Linked DNA regions of Homo sapiens: region 1 is linked to region 2. Evidence: read pairs that join two places in POLR2A ChIA-PET (ENCODE). Cell type or tissue: HCT116. All regions are shown on one strand. Each heading gives the region's core, and the rest is flanking DNA. Links, peaks and the distances in the headings are about the cores only.

What was found. ChIA-PET counts read pairs that join two places held together with the same protein. Peaks named below come from ENCODE experiments on the same cell type or tissue, not always from the same donor. Only the 100,000 strongest peaks of a DNase experiment are listed, where the experiment ranks them.
Region 1: POLR2A ChIA-PET joins it to region 2 with 6 read pairs; 1 of 35 experiments calls an interaction of 5 or more read pairs at or near these places.

What each region holds. Positions count from the first base shown.
Region 1 is chr19:13,029,014-13,039,228 of GRCh38, forward strand. All of the region lies in intron 2 of NFIX (nuclear factor I X), which reads left to right. Among named protein-coding and RNA genes, the nearest start is that of NFIX-AS1, 19 kb to the left of the region's middle. In HCT116, for the core only: CTCF peaks have their summits at 4,406 (motif pointing right), 5,243 and 7,566; DNase peaks (open chromatin) are centred at 5,279, 7,533 and 7,868; H3K4me3 peaks cover 1,268 bases; H3K27ac peaks cover 861 bases.
Region 2 is chr19:13,255,580-13,265,794 of GRCh38, forward strand. CACNA1A (calcium voltage-gated channel subunit alpha1 A) reads right to left here. Exons shown (of 47, transcript NM_001127222.2): 25 at 7,155-7,254; 26 at 5,871-6,031; 27 at 3,985-4,122; 28 at 1,771-1,972. Among named protein-coding and RNA genes, the nearest start is that of IER2, 110 kb to the left of the region's middle. RefSeq lists enhancers at 5,159-6,358, 5,567-5,796. In HCT116, for the core only: CTCF peaks have their summits at 5,937, 6,984 (motif pointing left) and 7,185; a DNase peak (open chromatin) is centred at 5,702; H3K4me3 peaks cover 1,442 bases; H3K27ac peaks cover 1,718 bases.

The DNA of each region.
Region 1 (10,215 bases), core at 3,388-8,387, 230 kb before region 2:
GTGCGCCTGCAGCGGAATCCCCACGAAGTCCAGGTATTTGAGTGGTGGCTCTTTTCTTTATCTAAACTCTTTAATGATGGAGAGCTTCCCACATAGAAAGAACTCCTGTGTACCCACCACTAGTGCCAGCAATCGCCAGATCACGGCCAATCTCAATTCAACCATCCTCCCAACTGCCCACCCATGCTGAGTTATTTAGAAGATCCAGGCATTATAGCTTTTCATCTGTAAATGTTTTTGTGCACATCTCTAAAGATACGGACTCTTGAAAAACCAAACCACAATACCACTATTATACCCATTAAAAATTCAGCATTTTTTTTTAGTATCATCAGATACTGGTTAATGTTCACATTTCCCTAATTATCACTTAATTTTTTGTTTATAGTTTGTTTGAATCAGGATCCAGATGGGGTCAGTCCTGCATTGCGATGGGTTGATCAGTCTCAAAAGACTCATCATAATCTCTAGGTAGTCCTTCTCCTCTTCCTCTTCCTTAGTCTTGGTTTCTTTTCTGGCAGTTGTCATTGTTGTTGTCGTTGAAGGAAACAGGTTGTTTGTCCTGTGGGGTTTCCTCAGCTGGACTCTGCAGGCTGCGCTGCCCCGAGTGATTCAGTGAGTGTGGTGCTCTGAGAGCAGATTCGGCCTCCCCTCCCTCCCTACCTTCAGGTCCCGGGACAGCTGAGCTTAGCCTTACCTGTCGCAGGAAATGGGTTAGCACCTGAAGATTTGTCTAAGTGAACTTTTTCACCTGTGGGGTTGCCTTCTCAGGTATGAGAGCTTCTTGGTTTCGGCACTCTAGTTTAGGGTTTGGGGCTTTGTAGCAGGCACTAGTTTTCAGGTCTGAGGGAGGGCTGCCCATCCACGTCCTTCCTTGGCGGTGGAGGGCATTGTTCAGCTGTGTCCATACTGCCAAGACGGGGCTGGTGCCAGCGAGGTTCCCCAAGCCTTTGCTGGATGCCCAACCCGACTGTTGGCTCTGGGGTGAGTATGTGGGAGGGTCCACAGGAGCACCCGCCGCTTTCTCCAGGTCCACCCCCACCATGGACCCTGTGCCGCCTCATCCATTGCCTCCTTTTTCAAGGCCCAGAAATGCCACTGGTCTGCGTCTTTGAGGCAGCGCCATCTGGTGCCAGGGCTGACAAAGATCGCAGGGCCCTGGAACTGACGCCTAAAATTAGCAGGATCTACAGATTATCTTTTAACCCAATGTAGGGTCCCCTTTAGAACATCCCAGAAGAGGTGTCACTGTCATTCAAAGGTCAGCTTTGGTTGTAAAATTCTTCCATTCTTCCATGTCTAGCTTGTAGGATGGTTCCAGGGATTAAACCAGCTAATATGTAAAGATACCGGCACATAGCAGGACGGCAGCTGCTGTGATTGAGGACAATTGTTATGATTTAGGGAGCCCAAGGCTGACTCTCTGTCACCTTTACTTGTTGGTCTTTTTTTTCTCTTAAGGGATGACCCAGGTGAAAGCTGATTTTCCTGTAACAGGACAGCATTTGAAATACCAAAGGCAGCTCTTATGTCTCCCTTCCACCCTTCTCCCCAGGAAGCTGTCTCCTCTCCAGCCTGAATATCACCAGTCCCTAATGCCTCCCACATTTCACATGGCTCCTAGTGCCCTTGCCATTTTGGTAACCACCTCCTGGAAGCCCTCTGGTTTGTTTTGGTCCCTCTGATTCATAAAATTTCTGAAACTGGAGTGTTCAGAATTGAACACAGAAACTCCAAGCATGATCAGATCCTAGCCAGCCATGGTGGCTACATAATTTTCAGGGCCTTCCAGCTACATACTGTGCAGGGCTCAGTGCAAAATGAAAATGTGGGGCTCCTTGTTCAAAATTTTTAGGAATTACAGCACGACATCAGTTAGAGCATTTAACCAAGCGTGGGGGGCACGCAAGTTGCACACCCGTGAAGCTGGCCCTGGCCACCTTTGTTTTGGACATTCGTGTCTGTTAATACAACTTGGGGTGCTGGGTCTGGGTGATGTGGAATAATGATGGGGCTCAGGCTGGCCTCAGAGCGGGGCATGACCCCAAAGAGGAGAACAGAAATGCCCAGACCCAATCCTTATGCTTGGGCTTGGTCTTATTCTCAGACTCCTTTGACCACCTGCTCTTGTCCCTTTTGTTCATAGTGCTGTCCACCCAACCAGTCAAGAGCTCCCATTGCCTACAACATGCAGGGGGTTTCTCAGTAGAGTGCTTGCTCTGCTGGCTGAATTGGAGGCTATGACATGGGGGAAAAAAGAGTCACCTTTGTCGGAGCTTGAGCCAGCAAAGCGCCGACCGTGAACAAGCCAGAGGGGACCTAGAGGCCTGATCCCATAATTATGGGCATGGTGACCAGCCGTGCTCTATTGCTGACCCAGAGGAAACAGGGCTACTCTGCAGCAGAAGGGCTGGGGTCCAGACGTGCAGAAGGACTTCCTGAGAACTTGGTTTACTTTTTGGCGCTTCCAAAGCATGGTAGAATTCCCTTTATCCATGAAATGCACACTTAGTCAACTTACTGTGAGCAAGGTCCTGGCCTAGGGGTTCCTAGATCTCTAAGAATAAGAGAATCTTGCGTGTACCTGGCAGGCTTTGGGTAAAGGCCCGATGATATCTTCTAGAAGGCTTCCTCCCGTAGGCGTAGGCGTGAACCTGCAGTGACCCATGCTGGAGGGGAGGGAAAGCCCAAAGGGCCTTATTTGGGGGATAGCTCACAGTGGGCTGTGAATTGGGAGGCAAGGTCCTTCTTGGCCACCCTCTAGTGTTACAGAGACCTGGGATGCCAGAGGAAGAGTGGGTTAGAAGGGGTAATGAGGCCAGTGCTACGTTCTCCCTCTGTCCTGGCTTCCTGTAGCAGCTGGGCAGAGAGGGGACAGCTGAGTGTCCCCTTTTCTGCCTAGGGAAGAAGGTGACTCCCTCCCCACCCCTTTTTCTCTTTGCCCTGTCCGTCCCATCCCTCCACCCCCGCCCTTCTGTCTCAGGAGCTGCCACGCTTCAGTTATTTTATCCTTCAGTGTCCGATTCAGAAGTCTTTTCAAAGGCCCCAGCCGTGTCAGCGCGGTGCTCGCACAAAAGGCCTCTTTGATTTCTTGTTTGTTTTCATTTGCCAGTGGAGGGGGAGGGGGGCAGGAGAGAAAGAGCTTCTGGGTTTTAAAATTTTTATTTGGGTTGCTTCATTCTCAGAGGAGTTGGCTCCCTGGAACTCCTTTCTGAGTTGGGGGCTCAGAGTTGAACGGCAGCCTTCTGAAGAGAGGGCTAGTGTAGGAGTGGAGGGTTGGGTGGAGCTCCCAGGGTGACAGGAGGAGGTGTAGGGGTTTAAATATAGTTATTGATTCATCCTACAAACACTTTGGGCAGATCTTATGTGCTAGGCCTAAGGGCAGCCCTGCCTGTTGGGTAGAGGAAAGGTCTGAGGTGTCTGGCACATGACATTCCCCTGTGTGTTGCATCGTTCGAGGACTCCTCACAGCTGTGGATTTGCACAGTTGTGAACTTTGACTTTGTTATTTTTCCTTTTTTGTCCCAGATTCCGCCTTTGAAGGGATTCTACTAGCATACACACTTCTTGGAGACTCAGTACTTCAGAATACAGGTTGGGGCTTCCCACCCTAAATCAGAGAATGAGGGAGAGGGAGTGAGAGGTTTATAGAGCAGCTAGGTGTCTTCCTGGGAATGGTGTGCAGAGGACCTGGGCCCACAGCTTGTTTTGGACTTTGAGGGCAGGTCAGTGCTGCTGAGACCTTGGTGAGTAGGGAGTTGAGGCCAAAAAGAAATGGAAGGCCATGTTTGTCCAAGGTTTCGAACAAGAGACACCCAAACCAGTGCCTGTTGGGGTGCGTACCTTAACACATGTGGGCACGTCCCTATATCCCAGTAAGAAGAGGTGCAGCCTGCTGGTTTACATGCCTGTATGGAGGCCTAATTGTCAGGGCTTGGGAAGAGAGTGCCACAGACCGAGACTCAGGCAGGTGGTCACGGGCATCAGCAACAGGGAAGTGTGCCCATTGGGTGAGGGGGGGCTCACAGGGCCTGGTTGGCAGACGGGAGGAGGAGGCTGGGGGGCTGAGAGATAGATAAATATAGCTGATGGCATTTCTGATGATAGGTTTTTCTTGGCACCAAGGGCACCGTGGAAAACAGCACGACAAACGCCCGGCCCTGCAGGCCGCCGTCGCCATTTTAAGCATGTTTGAGTTTAAGGGTTGTTGGCGTTAGAATAGGGTCCCAGGAGGAGGAGGGCCTAGGGAGGAGAAGTTTGGCTGGACTGGACCTTACCCCCCAGGTGCCTGGGTCCCTTACTTTGTCTATAATGGATATCTCGTACCTTATTTCCTGGCCCTTTGGGGATTTAAAAAATATTCTGGGGCTGCCCTTTATGGGTCTGTCTCCCAAGTGACTTATTTCACCACCAGCTGCCATGGACTATCAGTAGGGGGCATCTTGGCTCTTCTCTCACTCCTGATGCCTTACTGATGACATGGCATGCCACCACCACCCCAGTACAGGGTACTTATTAGCTGTTATTTGGGGACACCCAATAACTTAAGGGGCACCTGTTTGTCCAGGCTCCTAACAACTTCTTGTCCCCTGTGGGCATGCCCTTGGTCTCTATCCCCTGCTTTAATTCCATTTTTCCATTGAAGGCCCTCTATGGCTTTAGCACCAGGCTAAGTCCTCTCTATGTATTAATTCCCTGAATTCTCACCCTGATTCTAGTTTTAAGCCTGTGCTCCTGGCTGGGTGTGTGTGCACTCAGGTGATGTGCATAATATGTGTAGTGAGGAATCAGCAAACCAGACCTGGGGACCAGGGAGGCTTCCTAGAAGACGACCTACTTGACCTGCACCTTGAAAGACAGTGAGGAATTAGCTCGTTTTGTCAGCTGCCTGAGCCTTCTCAGTGTGCCTGGAGCTGATTCCCTCCTCACAATGGTTGAGTGATATAGACAGGGCAGGTATTATTGTATCTACTGTACAGAGGAGGACCCGAAGTACAGAGATGACAGGGGACTCTGGTCACATGATGAGTTTCTGGCAGAAGGGGCCGGCTTCTAGGTCACTGAGTACCTGGAGCTCATTCTGAGGGCATCGCTGCTCCTTGAACTTCATCAGGATTACTGGCTTTGGCAGAGTCTCAGAGGAGAAAACCTCAAGGGTCCCTGTTGGAGCCAGTTTCATCATTGTGGTCTCTGTCACTCTCTAGAAGAGAGCCCAGCTTGCGGCTCAGCTCAAGGGCTCCCCCAGTGGCTGAGTATGTGGGGTGGAAACAGAGAATGGGCACCTGGCCCTGTCCTGACACTGGCCTCCCTCCCTCCTGACAGGCCATGGCTCCCTGGATCCCTGCCACCAACCTCGAGAGGCAGCATGCTAGCATAGACGGGCTGAGTCTAGCATAGACAGGGGCCAGGTTGGCTGGATGCTCTCACCCTGCTGCAGCCAGCTCTGCTTCTTTTCATATCTCCCTGGAGCATGGGGGAGGGATCCCACCTGACCTTCTCAGGTAGAGGAGGCAGGAAGTCTAGGTGTGAGGCCAGGCAGGTTCTGCTAGACCTTGGGATTCCTGATCCTTGCACTGTCACACCCTTTTCCTGGGAGTGTCCTTGGAATCAGTTTGAAATAAAAATGAATGTAATTATCATAATTAACCAGGTGATCGCTGGAAGTTTTACAATAATCTGCTACTCATTGCCTTTTTCACTTCTTCACATTGACTCTCACCTTTATCCCTTTCTTAAAGTTGGAAAACTCTCGGGGTGTGTATATAAAAACTCTCCTAGCATGACTAAGGCTGGGTTCAGGGAGAGGCTGGCTCACCGCTCTAGATTTTCGTCTGTGTCCATGATAATTAGACAGAGGCTTACCTCTCACCATTGATATCAGCTCCCCTTGAGCAGCATTTCCCAACTGCGGAACTGTTGACATTCGAGTGAGATCATTCTGTGTCTTGGGGGACTGTCTTGGACATTGTAGAGTTTTAGCGGAATCTCTGGCCTTGACCCGCTAGAAATCAGTTGCACCTCCCTCCCCAAGGTGTGACAACCAAAAATATCTCCAGACATTTCTAAGAGTTCCCTGGGAACAGAATCATGCATGGCTGAGAACCTCTGGCCTGGAAGAAACAGGGATTCAGACAGAATGCCACCTGTGTTCACCTCTTGCCTCACCGCCAGTTTAGGTCCTCATTTACCTTGTGTTGAATGTCGACTGAACCTCTGAGCATCGTCTACTCCTGTGTGTCCTGTGTTGTTTTCGCTTTTCCGGATAGCAGAGCCCTGGGCTGAAGCAGTTTGGGGGCTTTCCCCTTTCACCTCCCCCTGGTTGGAACTGTAAGCCTGCCTCCAAGTCCCCTACTGAGTTATTCCTCTCTGATTTTTTGCATAGTGGTCTCTGTGTGCTGGGGCTGCTGATCTGGGGAACAGGACAGGGGATCTGCTACTGGGCTGACCCAGGCCTGTGCAGCAACCGGTAATCCTGTCAGGCCCGTATCAGACCCCAAAGAACAGCAGACGTTTGTTTCTGCAGCATGAGACACGGAGACCAGAACTGTTGTCTGGGTCTTAGTACTACTCTTTTTAAATGATTTGATTTTTTTTTTTTATTATAGTAGTAAAACACATTCTTTGTAAAAATTTAACAATAGAGAATGTGAGAGACAGACAGGTTCCCCAAACTACTGTCCTGTGCCTGAGACAACTTCACTTCGCAGATCCATGTTAGTTCTTCGAATTTTTTTCATCAATTCATATATCAAGTAACTTTTAAATATAGAGGTATCTATTTTAAGAGCAGATGGTATGTTTGGGCTAATTGAATTGGCTCCGTCAAGTGCCATTGTGGTCTTAACTCTTCCCACCCGCTGCCTTTTGTACCCTTGCCCGCATCATCCCAAGTGCAGAGCCAATGTCCCTGTCTTCTTTTCCCTGAGGTGACAGTTTCAGCGTGTCATTCCTGGGAGGAGTGACCAACAGGGCATGTACTGGTGTCTGAGTGGTTAGGATCCCACTCTGGGGGATTCCTGCTGGTGGTATAACCCCGACCACAGAAGTCAGGGCCTAAGCCTCAGCCTGCCCTGAGATCCCCACCAAGGGGGCTGCGGCTGGAGGGAGGGGCCCCTGGGAAGTATCCTGCTTGGCTGCACCTGGCTTGGCCTCTGGAGTCGACTTCCCAAGTCTCCTAGGAAGGCGAGGGCTCTCCTTCGTGTGGAGTAGACCCTTCGCCAACTGGCCTGGCGTGTCCGGGAGGCTTCCTTTCTTAAAATGGGGGGATGAAGCGTCAGTCATGCTTCCAGGATTTATTTCATCATAATTGTTTGTTTTGGGTTTAACAATACAGCAGGGAGAAGAGTGGCAGAGGAAGAAGAGCGTCCTCTCCAGGCCAGGGGTGGGGCTGTGGAAATGAGAAACCGGACGAGACAGAGAGGGAATCCAGAGAGGGCTTTGCGGTTGAGTCTGCCAGTCTGGAGAAGGCTGCTCTCCAGACAGCTGAGAGTAGGGTGACACCTGGTGACTCTTGTGGACTGGGCGGAGCTGTGTGGAGCGATCGGGAGATCCCCGGAGGCGACCTGCAGGAGGCCAGCCGAGTGCAGCCCTTGGGGAGTGTGTCCTTATTATGCCTGCAGATTATATCCCCATTAGCGCATAATTATTATATAATGGGCGTTATTGCATAATGGCAGTTATATAACAGGTGGCCCAGAATACAGACAGGGGGTGTAATAAGTGTATATCCTCTGGCTATAAATAGCCACCAGCCCCACACCAAATATGTGGTCACACCAGAGCCACCTTATAAATACCCGTGCTGGGCTATAAATTTCTGAGCAGTGACGTCAGCGGGCATGGTACCTAGTTAGGGGGTGGTAGGAGGGACCTGCGGCCCCACCCGGACACATGACATCATTGTTTCCTTAGTAACAGGAATGCTCCCGGGGGACCAAGTGAAGAAAGGCCTTTAAAGGGAGGAGGCAAATGGATAGGAAGCTTGAGTTGGGGGTGGGTGCTAAGCCTGGGCTGAACAGGGTGAGGTCTCCTGGGCAGAGTCCTTAATGGGTGAGACAGGCCATCTGCCCTTGGGTATTTGACCCAACGGGAAGCAAGGCAGTAGACTCCGTTTCCTTTCATCTTTAGGGGGTCTCAAGTCCCCTTTCCTGTGTGTAGCAGATTCTGCCAGCCTTGGCTGTGTGTCAGGGAGAAGAGGGGAGCTACAGAGTCTTCCCTGTCCTTCTCTCTCCCAGGTGACCTCTACAGGGCTCTGGGGCCACTTGCTTAAGGGAGACCCGACTTCTGCACCCGGTCATATCCTCCCCAGGGCATGACCACTTCCCCTACCAGACGTAGTAGGCCAGTTTCAGCCTTAGTAATCTAAGAAATATGTGAGCAATTTGATGCGGATCTCAGAGAGCCTCGTGGAAGTAATGGCGCTGAGAGATGGCGCCTGGGGAAGAAAGAGGAGACAAGGATAGTATTCTGGCCCCAGAAGAAACTATGAGGTGGGATATAATCTTTTTAGGTGTATGGGAGATTGCTTCATATAGGGTGGGGAAGAACTAGTCTTCATAGCCCTGAGCATAGAGGAGGAAATTTGCCTTTGGCAGATGAGGGGATTGGAAGAAGGCTGGATGACCAACTCGTCCTGGTTTGCTCAGAGTTTCACAGCCCCTCACCTCGGTAAACCCCTCAGTCTCCAGCAAACTGGGATTGTTGGTCACCCTAGAACAGTGATTTTCAACCAAGGGCAATTTTGTCCCGCAGGGAACATTTGGCAATGTCTGTGAACACTTTTGGTTGTCACAGTTGTGGGGGGAGGGTGCTATTGGAATCTAGTGGGAAGAGTCTACTGCATATGACAGTCCCCCAGGAACAAAGAATCATCTCGCCCCCAAACGTCACAAGTGCGGAGGTGGAGAAACCCAGCCTTAGAGGGAGAATAAGCAGACCCTGCTGTGCGTGGTCTCTCCTCAGGACGCCTCTTGCCTCTGCTAGCAGAGTGGGCTGCTTGGCTGCCTTCCTGAATTTCTTGCAGCTCTTGTTTTCTGTGCTTTGATTGGTTGTGTTTAGGGTTCTGTGGCCTGGAAACCTTTTCTAGGAAATCGTGTGGCTTCTGAGAGGGTCTTTCCCATCTCAAAGCTCAGAGACCCTTTGAGACAGTGCCATCTCAAAGTGAGACAGTGCTGACAGCAAGCCCTGCCAGGCAGTATGGTATTGGTGTGGATCCTTCATCTGTTATTTAAAAAAGAATGGAAAAATCATCAAATACCTATCCCTTATTGCCTACCAAAGAGTTTCTAAAAGGCAAAGCCTGCCTGTTTTCCCTGCCTTTCAGGTCACCTCTTCCCATATAGACCTGAACAGGCCACTGCGGCTCCTGGGGCTTCCTGAGCGTAGCAGTCCCAGGGTGAGAACTCACTTCCATAAAAGCCAGTTTCCCAGACCCAGTGACCAGGGCTGGACTCTGCCACCCAAAGAAGCTTCCCAAATGAAACAAATGAGGCAGGAGCAGGAGAGAGCCAAATCCTATTCTGGCACATGGAGTTTACAGAAATCTAGGTTCTAAGTGTTCTCATGTCATTTATAGAAGTTTCCGTTTAGCCCGGCATATGTGAAATGTAATCATGAAAGCATAGCAGACACTGTTTTTCACCTGCCTTTAGTGCCTGTTTAGTTTACTACCTGGCTGCAGTTGACTTGGCGCCCTCTGGCCTTGACCACATGCATAGCGTGGCCAACTGGGTCATCGTTTCTGCTGGCCTCGGACAGGGCCCACAGATGAAGGCCAGGATGGTGGTGGTGGCGCAGTGGTCTGGTCTGCACCAGAGATTTGGCCAGAGAGAGGGGATCAGCTGGGCTGTGGGCTACCCGTTGTGTGTGTCAGGCCCAACTTTTGAGTTTGGACTTGAGATTGAGGCAGCTAATAAGCGTGGATGGGGAGGAAGGGCCCAAGGGTCTACATGCAAGGTCCTGCCTGCTGTGCCAAAGGGGACTCTGTGGGGAACAGTGCTGGCTCCGAACACAAAGGCCATTGCTCCATGGAGCAATAATCCTCAGGATATTGCCAGCCCAAAAGATATGGCCAAGAGAGAGGCCTCTGCCCTGAGGACAATGGCCAGATTTCTCTCACTTATTTATGGTATCGTGGTTTACAAAGTGGGCCCAGCACACAAATCTCTGGGCATAGTTTCAAATACATGCATTTCTTTTAAATTAAACACCCCCCCC
Region 2 (10,215 bases), core at 2,773-7,772:
AGGTTAAACCACTTGCCTGAGGTGACACAGCTACCGAGTGTGCCAAATCAAATTGAAGCCTAATCCTTCTTCCCCTTCCTCCCTCCCTCGCTCCCTCCCTCCTTCCTTCCTTCCTCCCTCCTTCCTTCCCTCCCTCCCTCCTTCTCTCCCTCCCTCCTTCCCTCCCTCCCTCCTTCCCTCCCTCCTTCCCTCCCTCCTTTCCTTCCTTCCTCCCTCCCTCCTTCACTTTCCTTTTTCCTTCCTTCCCTTCATTCCTTCCACCCTTTCCCCTTTCTCCTTTCCTTTCTCTCTTCTTCCTTCTTTCCTTCGCTCCCTTTCTTTCTTCTTCATTCCTTCTTCCCTATCTCCTTCCTTCCCTCCCTCCTTTCTTTCTCTCTCTCATTTCCTTCCTTCCCTCCCTCCCTCCCTCCTTCCTTTTTTTTTTTTTTTCTTTGACACGGGCTTGCTTTGTCACCCAGGCTGGAGTGCAGTGCAATCACAGCTCACTGCAGCCTTGACCTCCTGGACTCAAGTGATCCTCCCGCTTCAGCCTCCTGAGTAGCTGGGACTACAGGCGTGCACCACCACACCCAGCTAATTAAAACTTTTTTTTTTTAATCATAGAGATGGGGTCTCACTATGTTGCTCAGGCTGGTCTTGAACTTCCGGGCTCAAGCAATCCTCCTGCCTTGGCCTCCTAAAGTGTTAAGATTACAGGCGTGAGCCACTGCGCCCAGCCCATTCTTTCTTACTGAATACTTTGCTGCGTCTTCTCCTTCTCTTTGAGGGAGAGAGAAGGAGGAATAGTGGTTATTAAGTCTTAAGGGTCAAGGGAGCAGAGGATATATTCTAGGTCCTCTATTTAGCTTGGATGATGCCAGAGAGGCAAAGAGTCATGTCTATACTCTCTGGTAGACAGGGGACTGGATTTTCTTTCCTTTTCTTTTTTTGAGAGAGGGTCTTGCTCTGTTGCCCAGGCTGTAGTGCAGTGGCATAATGATAGCTCACTGCAGCCTCGAACTCCCAAGCTCAAGCATCCTCCCACCTCAGCCTCCCATGTTACTGGGGCTAAAGGTGTGCACCATCCTGCCTGGCTAATTTTTTTGATTTGTAGTAGAGATGGGGTCTTGCTATGTTGGCCAGGCTGGTCTCAAACTCCTGAGCTCAAGTGATCCTCCTGCCTCAGCTTCCCAAAATGTTGGGATTACAGGTGTGAGCCACCACACCTGGCTTGGCTTTTCATTCATAAATATTCACCACCCTTCGCTAGGGGAGATTGTATTTGCCCACTCCACTGATGTCAGAATGGATGTGTGACTTGCTTTGGCTGATGAAATGTGAGCAGAAGTGACATGTGTAATTTTTGAGCACAAGCCTGAAGAACTGAACCTCAGTCTGACATACTCTCTTTTTCATCTGGAGCATCTCAGAGGGAGGCTGCTCTGCTGCTCTGCCAGCCTGGGAACCAGAATAAAGATGGCAAGATCCACAACTGATGTTGACATGCAGTGTGAGCAAAAAATAAGTCCCTTTGTGGATATTTGGCAATGAAATCTGGGGTTGCTTGTTACTGCGGCATAACCTAGTCTAAACTGACTGATACATACACTATATGATGTGTTTCCTCTGGAAACTCCATGAAGGGCTGCCCTGAAGACTGGATTCGGTTGGGACAATGCTTCTGTTCCCTCCCCCAGGTACCCCTAGAAAGGGGTTCCTGGGTGTTGTGTGTGTTTTAAAGTTTGTGTGTGTCCCCAGTTTTTAAAGGACAGATGGAATTGGAAGTGGCACCTCATTTTTCTCCAGGCTGTATTCCTCCATCATCTTGTCCCCTTGCTCCTGGAAGGTGATGATGATCAAGGCCACAAAGATATTGACAAAGAAGAAGGGGAACACCACAAAGTAGACGACGTAGAAAATGGACATCTCCATGCGGTACCCGGGGCTGGGGCCCTGGTTCTCAAAGGTGGCGTCCACCGAATGCTTGAGGACCCTGCAAGGAATGGGGCAGGGAGAGGGAAGGGGCAGGAAGGAGAGAGACAGGGACCCAAGGGGTGATGAGGAAGGTGGAGAGAGGGTGGAAGTGAGATGGCAGAACAGGAACAGAGGGAAATGAAAAAGAAATTTAAGTAGTCGCTGTTTTTTGAAAGGCTGACAACAATGTCAGTTATTTCTTAATTTTAATTTTAATTTTTTGAGATGGAGTTTCGCTCTCGTTGCCCAGGCTGGAGTGCAACGGCGTGATCTTGGGTCACTACAACCTCCGCCTCCCGGGTTCAAATGATTCTCCTGCCTCAGCCTCCCAAGTAGCTGGGATTACAGACATGCGCCACCAAGCCTGGCTAATTTTTTTGTATTTTTAGTAGAGACGGGGTTTCACCATGTTGGCCAGGCTGGTCTTGAACTCCTGACCTCAGGTGATCCACCTGCCTCGGTCTCCCAAACTGTTGAGATTACAGGTGTGAGCCACCACGCCTGGCCAATGTCAGTCATTTCTACTGCTGTGCATGAAGGGCTTGCTGTGTGCTGGAAACAATATTCAACAATTCATCCCCACCGGCTCAGCAACCCTCCCAGGGAGGTTATTACTGGCTCCACTTTGCACATGAGGAACTTGAGGTTCAGCAATTTAAAGGGACGTGCTGAAGACCACCCACTTATAAGTGGCCAAGTTGGGATTTAAAGACAGGTTGTGGCAATGGAGGGAGTAGAGGTGGGTGTATGCATGTAGAGTGGGTATTTGAGCACAGGTGGTGCTGGGTGCTCAGGAGGTACAATGGGGATATATATGAGAGTGGGTAAGTGCACAGCAGCTCTGTACAGTAGTGCAGGTTGCACACTGCTCAAAGGCTCTGTGTCTAAGCGATACCTTCACATGATAGGCATGATAGATTTGTGTATTCATGATGACAATTTTTTGGCAGGTGGTCCTTCAGTGCCTTGTTTGAACAAAATCATTTAAGTCTATTGCGATGATTTTCAGACAGATGGAAATGAAGTCTGTTGAGAAAGGTGTTTAAAAAAACTTTGCTCAAAGGTGCCTTGTGGGTTAGCATTATTCCCACATGTGTGAGTACTGGATGTGTCTGAGAGTGGGTAGTAGGGCATGTTCAGGTTGGCATATTTGCTGAGAGAGGGAGGGAGGTGAGGATGCTGAGGGCACATGCTGGAATCTACCAAGCTTCCAGCCTGGCATTTCCAAGACCTCTGAGAGAAAGACCATTACTTGGACGAGGTGAGGGAGGGAGGCATTTGTTTTGGGTGCAAATTAAGGGGGTACTGAAAATCTCAGTAATCAAGATAATCTTTTGCTCCAATATTTTAAAAAATCAAAATTAATGCAAAAAGTCCATGATGAACAAATATCAATTTCTTCTTCTTTTTTTTTTTCAGGGATAGGGGTCTCCTTCTGTTGTCTAGGCTGGAGTACAATGGCATAATCACAGCTCACTGCAGCCTTGAACTCTTGGGCTCAAGCGATCCTCCCACCTCAGCCTCCTGAGTAGCTGGGATAACAGGTATGAGCCACCACAAGTGGCTCAAAATTTTAAATAAAGACTAAGTCCATGATTCAGCCTCACTTTTTTTTTTTTTTGAAGGCGGGGAGGCCATAGTCTTGCTCTGTCACTCAGGATGAAGTGCAGTGGTGCAATCTCGGCTCACTGCAACCTCTGCCTCCTGGGTTCAAGTGATTCTCGTGTCTCAGCCTCCTGAGTAGCCGGGACCACAGGTGTGAGCCACCATGCCTGGCAGCTTTTTTTTTTTTTTTTTTTTTTTTTTTTTTGGGATTTTTAGTAGAAATGGAGTTTTGCCATGATGGCCAGGCTGATCTCAAACTCCTGGCCTCAAGTGATACATCTGCCTTGGCCTCCTAAAGTGTTGGGATTACAGGCGTGAGCCACCATGCCCGGCCTCCAAGACCTTTCTTATTGCTAAGCTCTCAGGCCCTTTATCCTCCTGCTCCCCAGGGCTCCTCCTGGATAGATTTCCAGTCGGGCCACTTACTGTGGCCAGCCTTCTCCCGTGGACACGGTGAAGAGGGTCAGCAGAGCCCACAGCACATTGTCGTAATGGAATTCATACTTCTTCCACTCCCGGTCTCGCGCCTTCACCTCATTCTTCTCGTAGAGGAGGTATTTGCCTCTGCCACAGAGAGTGGGGACTGTTAGTAAATGGGAAAGAGGGGCTGTCTTGCACTTGTCTTTGGTTATCAGAGACAGGGGGAGGGAAAGGAAGAGTGGTCCACCAGCCTAGACTGCTTGGGAAGCAGTGACTCCCCATCCTGCCACCATGTGTTCCTGTGCTTCATAGGGGATGACGTGTGCATCTACTTTGAGATAAATCCATGGGTGATGGCACAACCTTACTCCTGGTGGGAGAGCTGACCCAGGGTCCAGCACCCTCTTCCAACGTGATAACTTCTAGTCCTCAGGGTGAGAGCCTCAGGCTTGCTGGGGGTGGGGTGGAGGGAGTTTAGGAGGAGGCAGAGAGACATAGGGGACATTTAGAGGTTCATCAGGCTAAGGGAGGTTGCTACTCCTTTTCAAGGCAGGAAACAAGGGTTAGTTCCAGACTCCTATCCAGACATCTGGCATCCTCCTAATTTCAATAAATAGCCATCAAGATAACAACAGGCTACCATGTGTTGCAAAATGCCACTTTACACTGGTAACAATATCACTATATATACACATACATATATATACACACACACATATAATACATATGTGTGTGTGCGTGTACATATATATATATACATATATATATATATATATTTTTGTTGTTGTTGTTTGTTTGTTTGTTTGTTTGAGATGGAGTCTGGCTCTGTTGCCCAGACTGGAGTACAGTGGCCCAATCTGGGCTCACTGCAAGCTCCGCCTCCCGGGTTCACGCCATTCTCCTGTCTCAGCCTCCCAAGTAGCTGGGACTACAGGCGTCTGCCACCATGCCCAGCTAGGTTTTTGTATTTTTAGTAGAGACAGGGTTTCACCGTGTTAGCCAGGATGGTCTCGATCTCCTGACCTCATGATCCGCCCGCCTCGGCCTCCTAAAGTGCTGAGATTATAAGCATGAGCCACTGCGCCCGGCCTATATGTATATATTTTTGAGAGGCAGGGTCTCACTCTGTCACGCAGGCTGGAGTGCAGTGGTACCATCATAGTGCATTGCAGCCTTGAACTCCTGTGTTTAAACAATCCTCCCGCCTCAGCCTCCCGGGTAGCTGGGACTACAGGTGTGTGCTACCATGCCCCGCTAACTTTTAAAATTTATTTTGTAGGATGGGCTCTCATTATGTTGCCCAACCTGGTCTCCAACTCCTGGCCTCAAGTGATCCTCCCACCTCAGCCTCCCAAAGTGTTGGAATTACAGGTGTGAGCCACTGCACCTGGCCTCTTACCTAACTTATTTGGTAATGAAACCTGATCTGATTGGACATGAAGCTCTTTATACTTGTTATTTACCCCATTTGATGTAAATAGTTACACATTTTATGGCAGAAATATTGTGTTTGATTATAGGGCTGCCTTAGACCCAGCTGAGGGTGTCATGTCCCACATGGGAATCTCAAAATATTCTCAACTTTGAAACACATCTGCCTGTAACGATTTCAAGTAAGGAACTGTGGATGTGTATTAATATCCCTCACATGACAAAGGCGGTGGCTGAAAGGTCAATCAATTTGCTTATGACTCATTCTGTGGCTCTGGGTGGTGACTCAAATTCTAAAACCGGTTTTCTTTCTACCCAAGATCCAAGCTGGTTGCAACTGAGTCACTTCCAAGGCTCATCACTTCTCCAGTCTCTGAGCCCAAGTGGCCAATGCCTCTAGCCACTTCCCCCCTGCCCACCTGCTGGTTCCAATGGGAATGTGCTGGAAAGTGGAGACCCACCGACAATCTTTCTCAAACTCTTTGGACTCGTCAGTGCAGTGGAAGAATTTCCCCTTGAAGAGCTGCACAGCCACCACGGCGAAGATGAACATGAATAGCATGTAGACGATGAGGATGTTGAAGACGTTTTTAAGTGAGTTCACCACACAGTCAAACACAGCCTGTGGGGTGGAGTTGACAGAGAGCATGAGGGGCTGGGGACCTGCCCAACCTTCTGCCTCCAGTGGCCCATCATACCAAAATACTGCCATGATCATTCCCATTTTACAGGCAAGGTCATAAGTCAAGTCACTAGGGTAAGGTCCCCCCAGCTTTCAGAAATAAGCGTTGGAGGAGTTGGACTCAATCCTGGCATTCTATGGATCTAAAACTCCCAGATGGGATACCAGAGATGCTTTTAAGTGATACAGGAGCCCAACACAGAAAAACAAGGTAACAAAGTTACTTCCTTTCCAACTCTCTCAATCCTTTTGAGTGAAGGAGAAATTTTTACTTAGTTGCTACCATGTTAACACCTACCATTGACATTTTCCCTCTTTAACCAAGAAAGAGCAGTTGTCAATGCACAAAGCCTTAGGCAGGCAGCCATATTTGGTTAGATTTCCATAACAGTATCTGTTTTCTGTCTTTAATTTTTAGTAGAGACAGAGTCTAACTATGTTGCCCAGGCTGGTCTCATTCTCCTGGGCTCAAGCAACACTCCTGCCTTGGTCTTTCAAAATGCAGGGATTACGGGTGTGACTTGATTTAAAGAAACATATTACATAAGAGATAATACTGGGGACCCCCAGGTGAAGCATAGAGTGAAAGTGGGTGCTCTAATGACTGGATTTTATTTCCCTTAATATATATATATGTTTTTGAATGACAGGCTTTTGGGAAATGCTGGTTCATGCTATTTTGGAATGGGAGATACTAGAGCCTAGAATAGGTAGATGAAAAGTCAAAATTTTATGGAACAAGAAATCTAGTTCCTGCTTCCCAGATCACGGTTATACCCTTTTAAATCCATATGATGCCTTCATGCGAATTAGGAAAAAGGATCTTAACCCCAAGACACTTCATCTAAAGAAAAACTGCCATAATACACAGATTATTTTAGGTCAGCTCACTTTACTGCCATCTGCTGGGAAGTTGTAATAATACAAATATCCATACACGATGGCTAGGATGTTATCAGCACCTCCTTTAATGTGTTGTCCTTGAGCAGTGTACAACCTGCTCAGCTGTACATGATAACCCTGACAGTCCCCCCCACCGCACCCCACCATCTCCCAATCTCACCTTGAGCTTTGGCAGCCGCTTGATGGTTTTAAGAGGTCGTAGCACCCGGAGGACTCGGAGGGATTTAATCGTGTTGATGTCTTTTCCTTTGCTATTGCCACTGTGGAGGAATGTTTAGGTGGGAAGAAGGGAAGAGAGGAAGCAGAGGTCAGGTTGGGTAGGGGGCAGCCCACAGCTCCATGGGACCCTACCCTCCCAGGCCTAGAAGTCTGGGGTGAGCTTGGCACAGCCCTGCCCTTCCTGGTGAAGAGTGGTCCATTTCACCTGTTAAGCTTGGGCTCGGGAGCCAGTAAGTACGTGGCTTTTTGTGGTTCTGGTCCCAGGGTTGGTTGAGGGCCCTTTGCCATCTGGCTGGGCCTGAGCAGCTGTATTGGGTGTCCCTGAGACCCAGCACAAGGGGGTTGGCTGATTCCCCACCCCCATTTCTGCACAGCTTTTCTTTTTTCTTTTTTGAGACAGGGTCTGGCTCTGTCACCAAGGCTGGAGTGCAGTGGCACGATCTCGGCTCACTGCAACCTCCGCCTCCTGGGCTAAAGCCATCCTCCCACCTCAGCCTCCCAAGTAGCTGGGACTACAGGCACACGCCACTGCGCCTGGCTAATTGTTTTGTCTTTTTGTAGAGATGAGGTTTCACCATGTTGCCCAGGCTGGTTTCAAACTCCTGAGCTCAAGCAATCTGCCCTCCTCACCCTCTCAAAGTGCTGGGATTACAGGTGTGAGCCACTACACCTGGTCACAGCTATTTTCAAAAAAGCCCTTGGTCTAGGAGTTTAGTGGTCCCCTATGTATTCTTTTTTTTTTTTGAGATGGAGTTTCACTCTTGTTGCCCAGGCTGGAGTGCAATGGTATGATCTTGGCTCACTGCAACCTCCACCTCCCAGGTTCAAGTGATTCTCTTGCCTCAGCCTCTCCAAGTAGCTGGGACTACAGGTGCGTGCCACCATGCCCAGCTAACTTTTGTATTTTTAGTAGAGATGGGGCTTCACCATGTTGGCCAGGCTGGTCTTGAACTCCTGACCTCAGGTGATCCACCCACCTTGGCCTCCCAAAGTGTTGGGATTACAGGTGTGAGCCACTGCGCCTGGCCCCCTGTGTATTCTTTTTAAAGGTGGTATCAGTGGGCTCTTAAAAAAATGGGATTTTCTCCCCCTTCCAATGGGATTCTGGAAGATACTTAAAGTGGCCCTTATACCAAATCTCCCCTCCCCCACCATATTCCCTGAGTCTGAAGGAGGGAAAATAACCGGGTGCCGCTGTTTTCAGATGCTGATGTGGCTGCTGCCATGGTCTCTGCTGCATTGCTCCAAGGGTCTCTGAGCCCATCTTTGCCAGAGAGGACTGCACAGAAGTTCAGTCCAAGGTCTGTTGGAACTGAGCTTAGCAATGCAGACCCCAGAGATGCCATGACACCCTTGGCCAACCATGACTCAGGCCCCCCAAGAGGAGGGTATTGAGTGGGACCATGAATAGCTTGTGGTTCATGGCACTCATGACCCATCCAGTTGTCCACACCAGAAACCTGAGAGTCATGGTCAACTGCCTGCCCTCTATCCCCATCCCCATCCCCAGTGGGTCACCTTCCTTAACATCCCGCCATCCATTCCTGGGTGCCATCCCCCCTCACCCGTCTCCCAACTTGCTCCTCATTCCCTGCCTTTTCTTCCATGTTTTATGCACACAGTGGCTAAAGCCAATGACCTTGTCACTCTTTCTCTTGCTCAGAATTCTTCTGGAGCACGTGAATTCTCAGAAGAGCAAGTGCAAACTTCTGGGCATGGCATTCAATGCTCTTGAAAATCTAGTCCAACTTACCTTCACCTTTGCATTCCCATTTATGGCTACATATCTCAAGCCCCAGCCACATTCTTTTGCCTCTGTCTGCTTATGCATATACTGTTCCCGCTGCTAGAAATGCCCTTCCTCCACTTCTCCAGTCACAGAACTACCCGGTCCTCAAAGCCCAAATTACCTGTTGCTCCCTCCGACAGCATTTCCTGACTGCCTACCTCTGGCTCCTGCCAGCTCCTATGTGCTATTTCGGAGTTAATCTTTGTTTGTTTCTTCGGTCTCTGGTTTTAGACAGAAAACTCTTCAAAGGCTTACAGTGTAATCTACTCTTCTCTGTGTTCATTTTCCCTTTAATCTTTTTTTTTTTTTTTGAGATGGAGTCTTGCTCTATTGCCCAGGCTGGAGTGCAGTGGCATGATCTTGGCTTACTGCAACCTCTGCCTCCTGGGTTCAAGTGATTCTCCCACCTCAGCCTCCCGAATAGCTGGGACTACAGGCATGAGTCACCACACCTGGCTAATTTTTGTATTTTCAGTAGAGACAGGGTTTCACCGTGTTGGCCAGGCTGGTCTCGAACTCCCGACCTCAAGTAATCCACTGGCCTTGACTCCCAAAGTGCTGGGATTACAGGCATGAGCCACCGCACCTGGCCATTTCCCCTTTAATCTTGATTCTTGTCCTAGCCCCTAGCCTGCGCCTGGCGTGTGGTCTCAGGACACGTGAATGCCTCCGGTTGGAGTATTTGGGTGGGGAGGTCACCTAGAAAACATCTCCCTACAGTGACCTCCCAGGTCATGAGCAGAGCTGCCCCAGAGACCCCCATCACGATGGGTCTCAGTATCCAGTGCAAAAACATCATTCTTCACACCATTTGCTTTTTAAAGGACTCCATTTTTTTCATTTTTCAGGGAACAAAGACGATAATTGTATTTTAGCCTGCTAGGCAGAGATATACTCCAGGATTCAGAACTCTGAACCTTTTTTTTTCTTTTTAAAACTAACATCATCATTATCATCTCAAGGCTGTGCCCCCAAGTGTGAGACACACGTTGGACAGTCACTGAGATAATTTTAGGCAGAACAGGGGCACAGATTAAATAATTGGATCTCAGAGGGGCATAATCATTTCTTTTTCTTTCTTTCTTTTTTATTATACTTTAAGTTTCTTTTCCACGTATCTTTCAGACGCTCTGCTTTTGCGAGAAAGGAAGCCTCAGGTAGATGCTAATAGGCCTTTAACACCTCCCTAACACTTAGTAATTTTCCTTTTAAC